2 separate regions of the Homo sapiens genome follow, and region 1 is linked to region 2. A link is a contact called in ENCODE Hi-C or POLR2A ChIA-PET data. All regions are on one chromosome and are shown on one strand. The core of a region is the stretch at or near the end of the contact, and the rest is flanking DNA. Distances in the headings are between cores, read along the strand shown. Region 1 overlaps NCAM1 (neural cell adhesion molecule 1). Region 2 overlaps NCAM1 (neural cell adhesion molecule 1).

The links. Hi-C counts contacts between places; a loop is a spot of excess contacts on that map. ChIA-PET counts read pairs that join two places held with the same protein, here RNA polymerase II (POLR2A).
Region 1: a map of ascending aorta shows a loop between it and region 2 (1.9-fold over the local background). The contact joins two enhancer-like sites. A Hi-C loop is called at or near these places in 5 of 168 maps with a recorded cell type or tissue (aorta, ascending aorta, breast epithelium and 2 more). POLR2A ChIA-PET finds 5 or more read pairs at or near these places in 2 of 52 experiments (WTC11 and activated CD4-positive, alpha-beta T cell).

The regions. Positions count from the first base shown.
Region 1 is chr11:113,161,119-113,168,110 of GRCh38, reverse strand. All of the region lies in intron 1 of NCAM1 (neural cell adhesion molecule 1), which reads right to left. Among named protein-coding and RNA genes, the nearest start is that of NCAM1-AS1, 110 kb to the left of the region's middle. Within about 2 kb of position 5,315, at least 8 of the 41 ENCODE cell types and tissues checked have a DNase peak (open chromatin) inside an H3K27ac peak, as active enhancers do; they include ascending aorta, where a contact is called at or near this core.
Region 2 is chr11:113,110,653-113,116,886 of GRCh38, reverse strand. The region is part of intron 1 of NCAM1 (neural cell adhesion molecule 1); the gene reads right to left. Among named protein-coding and RNA genes, the nearest start is that of NCAM1-AS2, 150 kb to the right of the region's middle. Within about 2 kb of position 2,251, at least 5 of the 41 ENCODE cell types and tissues checked have a DNase peak (open chromatin) inside an H3K27ac peak, as active enhancers do; they include ascending aorta, where a contact is called at or near this core.

The DNA.
Region 1 (6,992 bases), core at 4,066-6,565, 48 kb before region 2:
GAGGCCTTACTTGTCCGATTCAATTCTAAATGCTATTCGGAATTCAATTCCAATTCCTTTCAGATGTGGAAAAATGTGTACTGTGAAATTCTGGCTTCAGAATCCAGTCACACCCTAACATACATACAGTTTCCAAAGAAGTTATAGAACAGGTATGTAAAGATGTGGATCAACTTTTTGGGGAGAGAAGAGAAAACCAAGCTGTCGGACAAAAACAACAACAACAGTAATACACCCTGCCCAACCGCCATCTCGCTTGCTATTATGAAGCCACAGCAAACTGGTCACACTGGATCCATTCTAGAAAAGTCCGCCTGCCAACCTGGCAGAGTGCCAGGAATTAAGTGCCGCTCACATTTTGAGCTGAGTTATGTGAACCACATGATGAGAATGCATAGAACACGGGCTCCAGGCTGGAGTGGGACCTCACTTCTCCCCACAGGGAGCCTTCTGCAGACTTCTGCACACCACTAACTCAACCCCAACAGGCCCACATGCAAAATTTGGAATTGAAGTTTTTGAGTGACTGCTGAATGCTAAGTAAGAGTTTGGTGATTTTTTTTTTTTAATTAAAAAAAAAAAAAACACGTTTCTGCCATTCAGAAACAGCGGCCAACTGCCCCTATAGCAAATGACACCCACCTTCACAGGAAGGCCTGTGGAGAAGTGGCCTGAGCCACTGTGGGTGACCCAAGTCAGCACCATATCAGGAGGCTTTGGGCAGCAGACTCTGGAAGGTGGTTCCCTCATGGCACCCCAGACTGGAAGGCTCTATAACACTGCTCGTAAACCATTTAGAAACAATGGTATTTTTTCCAAGTGTGGGAGTGATGAAGCTTAGAAAGATATATATACATACAAAGGACATTTGAGTCTTTTCCAGAAATGAGGCAAATTGAAGGCCAGTGATGAAGAGTAAAAGCTTCAGGGTTCTGGATTCTTCACACTGGCAGATCGGTGTTGCTTGACAGCTCCTCTGATTATGGAAGGACCCAGACTGCGTACTTTCTAGTCAGTGTAGTGAGAGTGGCATATCCTGTGTGTTTGTCAACACGTTTATCAATACAGCAGCCCTCTTTAAATGCAAGGGAAAATTCATTACACCAAATCCCAAAGAGCCAGAAATCAAATTTTTGCTGACTTAATGAAGGAGTGAACGAGTGAGTGATTCTATAAGAAGTTAGTTTTGAATCTGAAATTTGACTTAACCCAGCTGAATTTGTGATTACTAAAAAGTGCTTAAAATGATTATATTTGTATTTCATTTTTCTTGGCTATGTAGAGATATGCACTATGAAGTTGACATACAGTAGGTAGAATAGAGCCAGTGTTTTTTTTTGTGTGTGTGTGTCGCAGTGACAACTATACTTGCCTGACAGAGAGCTCCAGACTTCCTTCTATGACAAGTTACCTGTCGTGAACTGAGGATCTGAAAGGCTTCCCCATGATCTAACAAAGTCATTATTTGTTATCATCACTCAGCAAGGTATGGGCATAATAACATCTCCCACCAATATTTTATTATTCCTTGTACTTTGCCATGTCCTCTCATATTCATATCACATCAATCTTTAAACAATCTGTGCTTTAAGTAAAATGCACCTATTTTACAGGTGAGGAAGTTGAGGCTGAGAAAGGTTAAAATGACTTGCCCAAGGTCAAACAGCTATTCCACTGGATTTGTAATGGTAGAGGAGTGCCTCTGGCTGGCTCACTGACGTGGAGACAGGTAGCACCCATTGGTGCGTTATTACTGTGTTTTCCTACGATTTTCAGAGTCCCTCATCTGCAAATCCCTTTCACAGATCTTGACCCTAGCAACTATGCTGGAAGGCAGCTAGGACCATGGTTGAGATCCAGCCCTATGCCCCTCCACTGTCTTCCTGCTGTTGCCTTTTTGCTATTTTTCTGATCATTATCACATTTCCCAGGGAGAAGGCGGGAAATATAAACAGGCGTGGAAAGAAATCAGTCAATTTTGCCCGGGCGCGGTGGCTCACGCCTGTAATCCCAGCACTTTGGGAGGCCGAGGCAGGCAGATCACGAGGTCAGGAGATCGGGACCACCCTGGCTAACACGGTGAAACCCCGTCTCTACTAAAAATAAGTAAAAATAAAAAAAAAATTAGCCGGGCATGGTGGTAGGCGCCTGTAGTCCCAGCTACTTGGGAGGCTGAGGCAGGAGAAAGGAGAATGGCATGAACCCGGGAGGCAGAGCTTGCAGTGAGCCGAGATCACGCCACTGCACTCCAGCCTGGGTGACAGAGCGAGACTCCATTTCAAAAAAAAAAAAATCAGTCGGTTTTGCTATTTAGGAGCAAGAGAAACCGGACCAGGCGAGAAGCCAGGAGAGAGCCAGTGGTGGTCTTCTCTACACTGGGGCTGAGCTACCACAGAGGAGTACAGACAGCCAGAGCCTTCCCCAACCAGAGAAACCAGAGGTTTCTTCACTCAGGCATGGACAATAGGGTCGTAAGGGTGCAGGAAAACATTCTACTCTCATAATGGTCCCATCGGGGGTGGGGGAAGCAAAGGCTATATAGATCCCAGCTACGACCAGATGTCTCAAAGGTTTAAACTGCAAGTCTTGAACCTGCTTTTAAAATGAACTACAGGCCCTGACTTAGTCTGAGAAGTGGAGATTCTTAGTACTTCCCATTCTCTGCTTGTAAGACAAGCAGAAGGCCTGAGGCTGAATCAAAACAGACTAAGTGAGTCTACTCGGAGCCCAGAGACCACAGTGGAGATTCTGGATCTTAGCTCTAAAGAGGACTTAGAAATTATCTTTTTGAACAGGTGCATCAGAAAGCGATTGGCCTTTTCCAAATTCATCTAAGTGGATGGGGTGGTTTTACTTAAATTTCCTTTTCTTTCTAAGTGACTTTCTAAGTCACTTTCTACCTTGTGGAGGGTCCTGAATAATGGAAAGGTGGGTTCCACAATGCCACAGGCTACTTCACAGCCACCTTTTTCTAACTTCTGTTCTCCCCACAGACACGTTTCCATTGTCATGCTGGGTGCTTGCTGCCAATGAGCAGACAGTGGGTCCCTGTGATATCGTGACAAAATTAGAAACATATATTTTGTCTTTGACCCCTGTTGCCAACATACAGCTCCTACTCTCTTAGAATTTCCTGGGTGATATAGGAGAGTCTTTTGTTCAAATTAGTTGACTTTCGGTGGGCTCCTGGCTGGGGTTGGTCATCAGGAAGACCAAATCATGATTAGAAGGTTGGAGCATTCAGCCCTGCTCTACAGCCTTTGAGAAGGGTGGAAGGATTGGAGATTGAATTAATAATGGATCCTGCCTACGTGATGAAGCCTCCATAAAAATCTCTGAAGTGCAGGGTTCAGAGGGTTTCTGGGCTGCTGACCAGGCAAAGGTTCTGGGAGGATGGTGCACCCAGAGAAGGCATGGAAGCTCTGAACCTCTTTCCACACACCTTGCCCTGAGTACCTTTTCATCTGGCTGTTCAACTATATCCTCTGTAATATCCTTATCCTTTATCATGAATCAGTAAATGTAAATATGTGTTTCCCTGAGTTCTGTGAGCCATCCTAGCAATCATGGAACCTAAGGAGGGGGTTGTGGGAACCCTGATTAATGGCTGGAGGGTCAGAAGCAAAGGTCACAACCTGGGACTTGCGACTGAAATGTGATGTGAGGGCAGTCTCGTGGGACTGAGCCTTTAGCCTGTGGGATCTGACTCTAACTCCAGGTAGACAGTGTCAGAAATGATTTAAATTATAGGACACCTTGTTGGTGTTCACTGGAGAATTGCTTGGTGTGTGGGAATGCCCCTGCCCCAACATCTCATGTCAGAAGTGAAGTATTAGAAGTGAGTATGGGTATTGTAGGAGAAAACAAGTCAGTTTGTGTTTCTTACCATGGAGTCCTCTTCTCCACTCTTAGTTCAGAGTGCAGTGCTAAGTGCAGACTGCAGAGCATGTACCCCCATGGAGTCCTCTTCTCCACCCTTAGTTCAGAGTACAGCGCTAAATGCAGACTGCAGAGCATGTACCCAGAGGCATCTGGTCTACCTGCAGTGATATCTGCACAAGGGGAGGGAGGATGCTCCATCCAACCTTGCAAGATAATGTGGTGTTCGGCAATCCCATTCAGTGGCCATCTGGGAACATGCCAGTGGGTAGGGTCCTACAGTTGTCTCTTCTCATGGCACCCAGCACCTCCCTTGTGAAATTCCTCCCAATACTTGCTCACTCCCTCTCTTCTCCCCTTCACTGCATACTCTAGGGTGTTGAGACCAGCTCTCATTTGCACAGCCCGGCACCCGCAGCACTGGGCATACTGCCTGGACACTTACGTCTTCAGGGCAGTTGAACCCTGACACTTTCTTCTTTCGATCTTAGCCAGGTCTGAGCAAAACTTTTCTTTAACTCCATTCTAGATGTTCACTTCTTATCCAACAAGCAGAACGCTCCTCAACATACGGTTTTCCCTCTTGGCAGACAGCAAAGGGCACTCCCTACTGGCCTCTCTGAGACAAGGCTGGACACATCTCTTCCTTTCAGAGTATTACCATTCACCAGAGAGATGTCTCATCCCTAACAAATTGCTTTCCATAACACTCTTGACAATTCCCAGGAGAAGAACCTCAGAACCTCAGACCTAGCTCTGAACTCTCTGGCTTTGAGGACCAGGTCAATAGCGAAACCACAGAGGTCAAAACTGTGACATCCTATTCCCCTGGGTGAAGAAAAAGGTTCTTATTATAACAAAGGCATTAAATCTGCCTGGCTGACCCGGCTGCTGAGCCAATACTGATGCAAAACAGCAGCATGGGTGGTTTTTTTTCCAGACTTTTTCAGCACTTTTGCGGTATTTATTTTACAGACAGAAAAAGATATGCCACAGCCTAAGAAAATTACAACCCTGACTCCAATTCCCAAAGGTCTTCTCTGCCTTTCTTCTGGAGGGCAAGAAGACATCTTCTCTTGAGCAGAAGGAGGTCAGCAGAGTTTGAGGTTGCCAGATGAGGCTGCACTTGGATTTGCCCAAACTTGCTTTCCTCTAAGACAGTGGTTCTTCACCCTGGCTGCACGGAGAGCTTGAAAAATACTTAAGTCTGAGCCCTACCTGTGACTAGGGGAATTTGAGTGTGAAGGGATGGAGAGGGCGTTAGTAATTGTTAAGAGTCCAGGTGATTTTCCCATGCAACCCAAGCTGAGAGCCTCTTTCCCAGAGAGCCAAAGCAATGAACTGAACGTCCATTTCGAATTTCCATGCGGAATATGTGCTCGGGTGGCCACTAGGGTGGCGTGTTGAATCGTTAATGAGATCGCGTCTCCACTGCCTGTGTCTTGTGGTCTGCCCACTGAGAATATGCCCCGTGACCGTAACTAACAAAGGAAGAACAAACAGGGCAGAATCCAATAACATTCCTGGTGGAGACAAACATTTAGACAGTCCCACATTCATTTTTTTCTTTTTCCATTACATCACTGCTATCCCTCCACAGCAATTCATATTTATCTCAAAAATCCATTAAAACAATTTTTTTAAATGTTATTTGTTCTAGAAGAGTGACATCATGGGCTGGCTTTCCATGTAATTTAGAAAAGAAAAATGGATTCTTCCATTTTCACCTCCAGTAGTTATTAGGCCAGAAGCAAGCACTGCAAAAACAATCTCTAAGATAACAGCAGGCGCCTTGGTCTCCTGACTTCTATGTTAGCAGCCAGCAAGGGCAGCTTCATTATGCACAGGGCCCTGCTCCTACACTGCAGCAGGCACCTGGAGCCTGAGATGGGATTTTTTTTTCATTTTTTTAAACAAATAAATGACAAGACAAAAAACATGCTTCTAATGACTGGAAACCAAAAAGACAAAGGGGTTGCTATAATATCATGTTTTGATATTTTTAGCTTTGTTTGCAAAGGCTAAATTACAGTAGGCCCCTGGCCTTGTTCCTGTAGCAATTGCCTGGTAACACACCATAACCATCTCAGGCTGCTCCTCCCCCCAAGGAACTACAACTCAAAATTACAGATTATACAGAAATAAAACCCCATAATTGCTTGTTTGTTTGTTTTACTTAAATGATCCTGACTTCCTAGCATAACACCCTTGAATTCTGAAAATATCTCGAACAGCAGTTCACCTGGCACACATGCAAGATTTCACGTTGTTTGCAGGAAGCGATCCAAGCCAAGGTTTCAGGGGAAAAAAAATCAGTTCAGGGGATGGACAAAAATGACCAGCTGCTCCCTGGCATAGAAGGCTCTGCAGAAGCCCAGCCTACTCTATGGAGCTCAACCACAGTGCTTCTCCACCTTCTCTTCTCCCTCAGTTCTGCTGCAAGCCACTAGAAACCTACACACTCCAGGTTCTGCTGAATGATGGGCAAAGGGGGTGGGCGGGAAGCCAAATCAACAAGAGTTTCTTTTACTACATCCTCATGCTTAAGAGGAAACAAGGTGACTTTCTTTACTAGCATGACATACTGACCATACTCAACAGGCAGGGGGATTTTATGTGGTTTATCTATGATAAAAGCACTAAATGTTTTTTATAAGAGGTTTAACCTGATTACAAGATTGATCAGTCTCAGGAATAAACTGTCCAAAAATGAGAACAGAATCAGGATAAGGGAGCCCATGTATTTTTGATAACTCAGTAATTGCACATTTGACAGGAAGAATACACTCCAGCAGCCTCTTATGAACACCTGGAACTCTTTCGGGGGCACAGGGTTTGGCAATAACAAGAAAAAAAAGAAAAGAATTCCAAGTCCAAGGTATGACATGCACCAATTTTAAAATACTATGTAGATGTAAGGAGCAGAAATGAAACGTTCTGAAGAAAGAAGTAAAACGTTCTGAAATAAGATTTTTTTAATCTACAAAGAAACTCCCTGTAGTTTATAATTTTCATTTTATAAGATGAAAGTAATCATCTCTTGGGGGGCTCTTTTGATTCCCTACTCTCTTTTCTCCTAGGTGGCAGAGATTTTCAATTTTTTTCTAAAACGG
Region 2 (6,234 bases), core at 1,002-3,501:
CTCACCTTGTTAAAAAGGTTACAGTCATAATACTAGATCTTATTCTACTCTTTGGACCCTTTCCCAAAACACAGTGGCACCTTTTCAAAAGGCCAGAAAGGACATAGAAAGAGCCTCTTGAAGAATGTCAATGTGCAATGCCAATGGGTTCCACGCAGAAACCACAAGAGGTACCACTCTCTTTGCCAGCCTTGTCTGGAGGCAGCTTTTTGGGCACCTTATTGATCAGTCTTGCTCTTTGAAATGAGCAGACTAATGTTTGACAGGACAAACCCATAGAAAAAGCCAGAAGCTCTTCTCCCTGTCGATAAATTTAAATAACTCCAAAGCTAAAATGATTCCAGTTGTTTGATGCAAATACGCATTTTATTTTGGAGTCACTTGAAAATATGTGCCAGCTGAACTAGCTTAGCTCTTGTTTAAAGTCCACCAGGTCTGTTGGGCTGTCATTTCTCTAGCGGCTTTGCAGTGTTGTGATGGTCCCTTGGAGAAAGCACTGCAGCCTCAGAGCCCTGGCACTACCAGTCCACCACCCTTCTCTTTCCCTTCTATAATGAAGGCATAACACAGCAAAATTTCAGGGCAGTTGCCTGAATGGACAAAAGATTATTTACTGAAAAATAGATAGTACTCAAGCAACAAATAGTTTTAGAGTACTTTTGAGTAACGCATTGTGCTAAGTGCTACAAATATATGAATTAGTATGAGACAGCCCTTACTGTCAAAAGCTCACCACTTAGGCGAAGGAGGTGATCAGATATCAACTACATACAAGAATACCTTTATTATTCCCATGAATTTTTGCATAATCTATTTCTGCTTTGTCACCTTAAGCCTAGATTTTTGTATTTGCCGTAAACCTGTGTCTATTTGGGAATTAGAGAAGTCAGTTTAAACTTATGAGAGAAAGAATTAAACTTTTTATTCTGTTAGTAGCCTAATTCCTCCTTAAAGGAGATCCATATTCTAAACTCTACAGTTAAAAATGGTTAAGATGGCAAGTTTTATGTCATGTGTATTTTCCCACAATTAAAAACTAAGAAAGAGACATCCCACCATTTAGCTGGGCAGAATCTGTGAGTCTAAGCTTGGCCAGATTCTCGTAACTGTTATCTGTTTTCAACAAAAACTGTTTCTCGACTAGTGCATGTAAATAAAGCCTCCTTCAGAGCATCCACAGAGTGGAAGAAGGAGATCCAAGAATACATGTGTAACAGGTATCTCATTGTTGTGGCTTCTCTGATCTTTTGTTCTCATGTCTAGAACAATCTGAAAATTCATTTTGTTGGTTGGCTAATGGTAGAATCCATTTGTCCTGACTTTCTGGTCACCGTGTCCCTTACAGAATCTAAAAGACACTGCTGGCACCCTTGCCAGTGAGGTGGAGGGTAGGGTATTTTCTTTCTTGCTATTTCATGTGGATGCTCAGAAATTATAAAAACTAAAACTGATGGCAATTTCACTTCCTTAGCACAGAATTGGGGAAAAGACAGCTCACACATTAGTAACTCTGTGCTTATGTTTTGAACCTTTACCAGGAATGTGGAGGCAATATATCTTGGTTCAACTTTTGTCTTTCCATTAGTAATATTATCATAATAAAGCTTCCTTGACACAGTACCTATTTCCAAGCTGTTTTGTACGTTTTATGATGGACATCTGGGTTAAAGTAACTTTTTTTGCACTCCTTCTGCACTTCAGCTGGTTGGTGGGGCAATGTGTAAAGTGCTAAAGTAACAGCAACTCAGGAACTCAAAAGGCACAGCCACCTTGCTCCCAGGATGCTACCAGCTGGGGGGTGCTGACTGTCCAGGGGCCTCCCCAGGTACTATTTATTAGTTATGTCTCTTGAAAAATAACCTAAGATTTATAACGGTCTTTTCTGAATTTTTGAATTTCCTACTACAAAACATTGGTGAGTTGGGTGCAATTCCCCCCAAGAATTGAGTAAGACTTCCTTTATTTTCAGTGGGGGAGAGGAGAGCTCGTCTTAATTTATATATTTCTGGTATTTGCACTTCAGATACAAAATTTTGATGCATGTCTACAATACAAGCTCCATGAGATAGGAACTGTTGATTCTCCAGCCTTGGGCAGTCACAGAATACCTGTTGTTGACTAGCTGAGTAAAAGGTTATGACTGCAAAATAGAAAGCTGCGCCACACAGGCTAGGCAGGATTTTTTGCTTCACTGCAGTGAGTGAGGTGCTCTCAGAGCACTGTGGCTCAGGCCTTCCACCAGAGGGAGCAGGGATGCCACCCCACTGCAGAGGACACTTGTGCAGAACCCTGGGAAGTGCCTGAAGAGGAAAAACAAAAATCCCCAAGCACAGCAAAAAAGAATTGGCATCAAAATGAATGTGAAGAAGAAGAAATCGTGGGGTCATTATACTCAGTGACATGGCTAGATAAAGCCAAAACAGACCTTTCTTTTCCTGCTGCTTAAATGTCCTAAGGCTTCTTAGGCAGAGAAGCCCCATGCCCTAGGAGCAACATCTTCTAGAGCTGCTTGTCTCCTGGTTACCAATGTGGAGTCAGTCCAAGCACAATGCACCTCATCTTAAAAGCAGAAAGGAGAGTGGCCACGGCCAAACCTCTCTAGAGTTCCCCTCTGCAATGCTCTGAAACAGTTCTATTTGTGTCTCTGACTCCGGGGAAAAGATCAGCTATATGGGTTGTTTGGGGCCTGGCACAAGTGGCTATGATGACTTCATTCCAAACTGGGCTGAGAGTCCACCTAAGGACAAATAATTCTCCACAAAACCACCATCAAATCACACAAGGCAAAAAGAGTTTAATATTCAAGGTCTCCACTTTCCTCTCCAGGCAAACTTAAGCCTAAAAAGGGAAACAGCTTGAAGCACTGGGCATCAGAATACATCGCTAGTTTAAAAGCAGATTGTTAGCCCTTTCCAAGTCCCTCAGCATGTCAACTGGAAGAGAAGGCTCTGCAGAGGACAGCAATGTGAAGTGAAATCCTAAAGCACCAGTCCTCTTCCTGGATCTCCATCCATTGATCGTGTCAAACACAAGGTTGATTTTAAAGCCCTGTATCATGTAAAAGGGAAGATAATCCAAGAGAATATCTATCTAAGACACATCAAGATTTTTTTTTTTTTAAAAGAACCTGTCTTAAACTAAAGAGGCAAGACTTGAGTTTCATTTAGCTAATGAAGCTTTGGAAAGTAAATTATCCTTCCAGGGATGCTGAAACAAGCAACGACAACAAAAGACACTCTCCATTTGTCTAGTGGTTCCACCCTATCAGGCTCTAGATGGAACCCACCAGTCCACAGATTGCCAATTTAGGACATTCCTGAGAGCCTATTGATGGGACAGAACTGCTGAATAGTCATAAATCAGAACATTCCAAGGAGTGAATGGGATAATACTGCAGGTTTATTTTAAGGTAAGGATCATAGCAAACAGGAAATTATATATAATTCCAGAGAGAAACAAAGTCAACAAATTCAAATGAACAATGGCAAGTTCCTATAGGGCAGGACATTGCTTATTTCTTTACATTGCCCAGTGCATCTGGCCCAGTCTATGGCGCTAGGGACTTACTGATCATCTAATTTGCAAAAAAACCTCACAACCACCCCCCAAAATAATCTATGGGTTTATCTAAAAAGAAAGCAGAGGTTTAGACCCTTTCTACTAGGTCAGAGGATAACAATTTTAGATACAGAAAAGATATGAAACACGGTAGCTAATTGGACTCATGCAGACTTTATTTTATTTAATTTTTTTGAGACGGAGTCTTGGTCTGTCCCCCAGGCTGGAATGCAGTGTGGTGCGATATCGGCTCACTGCAACCTCTGTCTCCTGGGTTCAAGCAATTCTCCTGCCTCAGTCTCCTGAGTAGCTGGGATTACAGGTGCACACCCCCATGCCTGTCTAATTTTTGTATTTTTAGTAGAGACGGGGTTTCACCATGTTGGCCAGGCTGGTCTGGAACTCCTGACCTCAAATGATCCACTTGTCTCGGCCTCCCAAAGTGCTGGGATTACGGGTGTGAGACACCACACCTGGCTGGACTCATGGAGACTTTAAAAGGCTTTCCAAAAGTTGGGGGATTCCACTTCTCCAGGCAGAAAGACCTTCATGAAACTAATATGTACTTAAAAAAAATCCACATAGAAGAGGCAGAGAATGTGTTAACAGGGTGGGGAACAGAGAAGGCTGGCCACGTTCAGCAAGACCAATGAAGACACTCTCATAATGTTTGCTGTGGAGAGATCTTTCTCTACATAATGGTGAACAATGAGCCCTGTCCAGTTTTTTCTTATTTTTCATTATAGGAAACCTTAAGTATCACAATTCTTCAAGCATGCAATGGGAATGGGAAACACGGTGGCACGGTGACTTCATGACAATGGTAAATCAAGTGTTCTGTCTGGCAGGAAAACTGTCATTAGCCTGGGAAGTCATCTAGCTGATGTCATTTTTGAAACAGAGGTAATATGTCTATTCAAATTTATGAGGAAAACAATCAATTTTATTTTCTGCCATCTACTTTTAGAGGTCAGAAGGAAAATATTTATTGTGCCTTTTAAAGGAAATAACATTCATTAGACTCCCAAAGAGTAAGTTTCGAATGGTAAATATTTCCACTGGCAAAACATAAGAAAGAGAAGTTTGTTTTTAAAAGTGAGATTACAAAAGACTAACATCAGGTAAAAAGAACTTCTTGTGACTGCTCACTTACACAGGTTGGTCCTGCCTTAGCCCTACATCTAATTCAAGGTCAAAGAAAATGTACTGAAAAGGAGTCTTCAGCTACCTAATCACTAGCAGGCTAACAACAGACAGAATGTTCACAAAGACATTACCTTAGGCAACCGACCACCTTCATTATTTTTCAGTTAAAGCAACCATGTTCTGGGAGAAAGATTTTCTTTTTCGCATAGTAAACATGTGCCAATAAAGCTTAAAAATAAGATCTGCGATGAGAAAATCCAGACAACAGCTAATTTGAATAATGAATACGTTTATTCAAATAATCATGCTCATTTTTAATGATAGAGATGAATGATTACTGATCAGAAATGCTTTTGATACATTTTTGAGTGAAAAAATAGGTTACAAGACAGAGTCTCTCTTTTAAAGACATATATATATGTGATACATATTTGTAATGGATATTCATAGAAAAATGTGTGGAGGGATACACAACAAGGTGTTAACATCGGCTTATATTTTCAGTCACGTTTACTGAGGAATAATTTACATACAGTAAAATTCCCTATTTTGTATACAATCCTGAGTTTCAACAAATGTATACAGTCATATAACCACACGACAATCAAGATACAGAACGCTTCCATTACTCTAAAACAGTTCCTGTGTGTCCTCCTGTGGTCCAGACCTCCCACCCCAGGTCCTGACGCTGCTGATCTGTTTTCTTTCCTTGTAGTATTGCTTATTCTCAAACATCATACATACGGAATCAGACAGTAAATATTCTTTTGATTAGCACTTTTTTTTTCCTAGAATAGGGATTATAGATCATGATGATTTCTTTATTCTTGTTATCTTGCTCATCTATATTTTCTAATTTTTTACTACAAACATAATTACTTTTGCAATTTAGAAAAACAAAGGTAAAAATTTAATTAATTGTGACAGGCCATTATGGAAGTAGATAAAGCCATGAAAGCACAGATGAAAACAAATGCTTTGTTTAAATATCACACACAAATGCTGTGTATGATATTTAAATTGTGGAATATTACTTCACCCAAACCTTGAAAGGTAATGGACAATCAGCTACAGCAAGGCAAACCTCCCAGCTGTGCTATGAGTTGTGTGACACTGGGCAGGTTATTTATCATCTTTTAGATTCGATGTCCTCATATTTAAACTAGGGGTTAAAATAGTGCCCATCTCGCAAAGTCATTATAGGGATTAGATGAGGATGTGCATTAGGTCACTGGGACCTGGTAAAATTTAGCACTAGAATTGTGTATATTATTTATTTGGCTATTCTTAGTACTACCATTACTGAGGCTTTGGGAGGTATCCCAATAGGAAAGGACCTATCCCAATAGGAAAGGACTCTCTGCCTCTATAGGCAGAGGGAAGTGATGTCAGGGGCATGGAACCAGGCCACAAGCTTACTTTTAAATCTCAAAACTAAATTCAAGACATTTCGTTTTAGAAAATTTAAAACTTCTGCTTCTTCACAATAAAGTTCTTAGTGTTTTGTTATGATTTCTCAGTGAAATCATT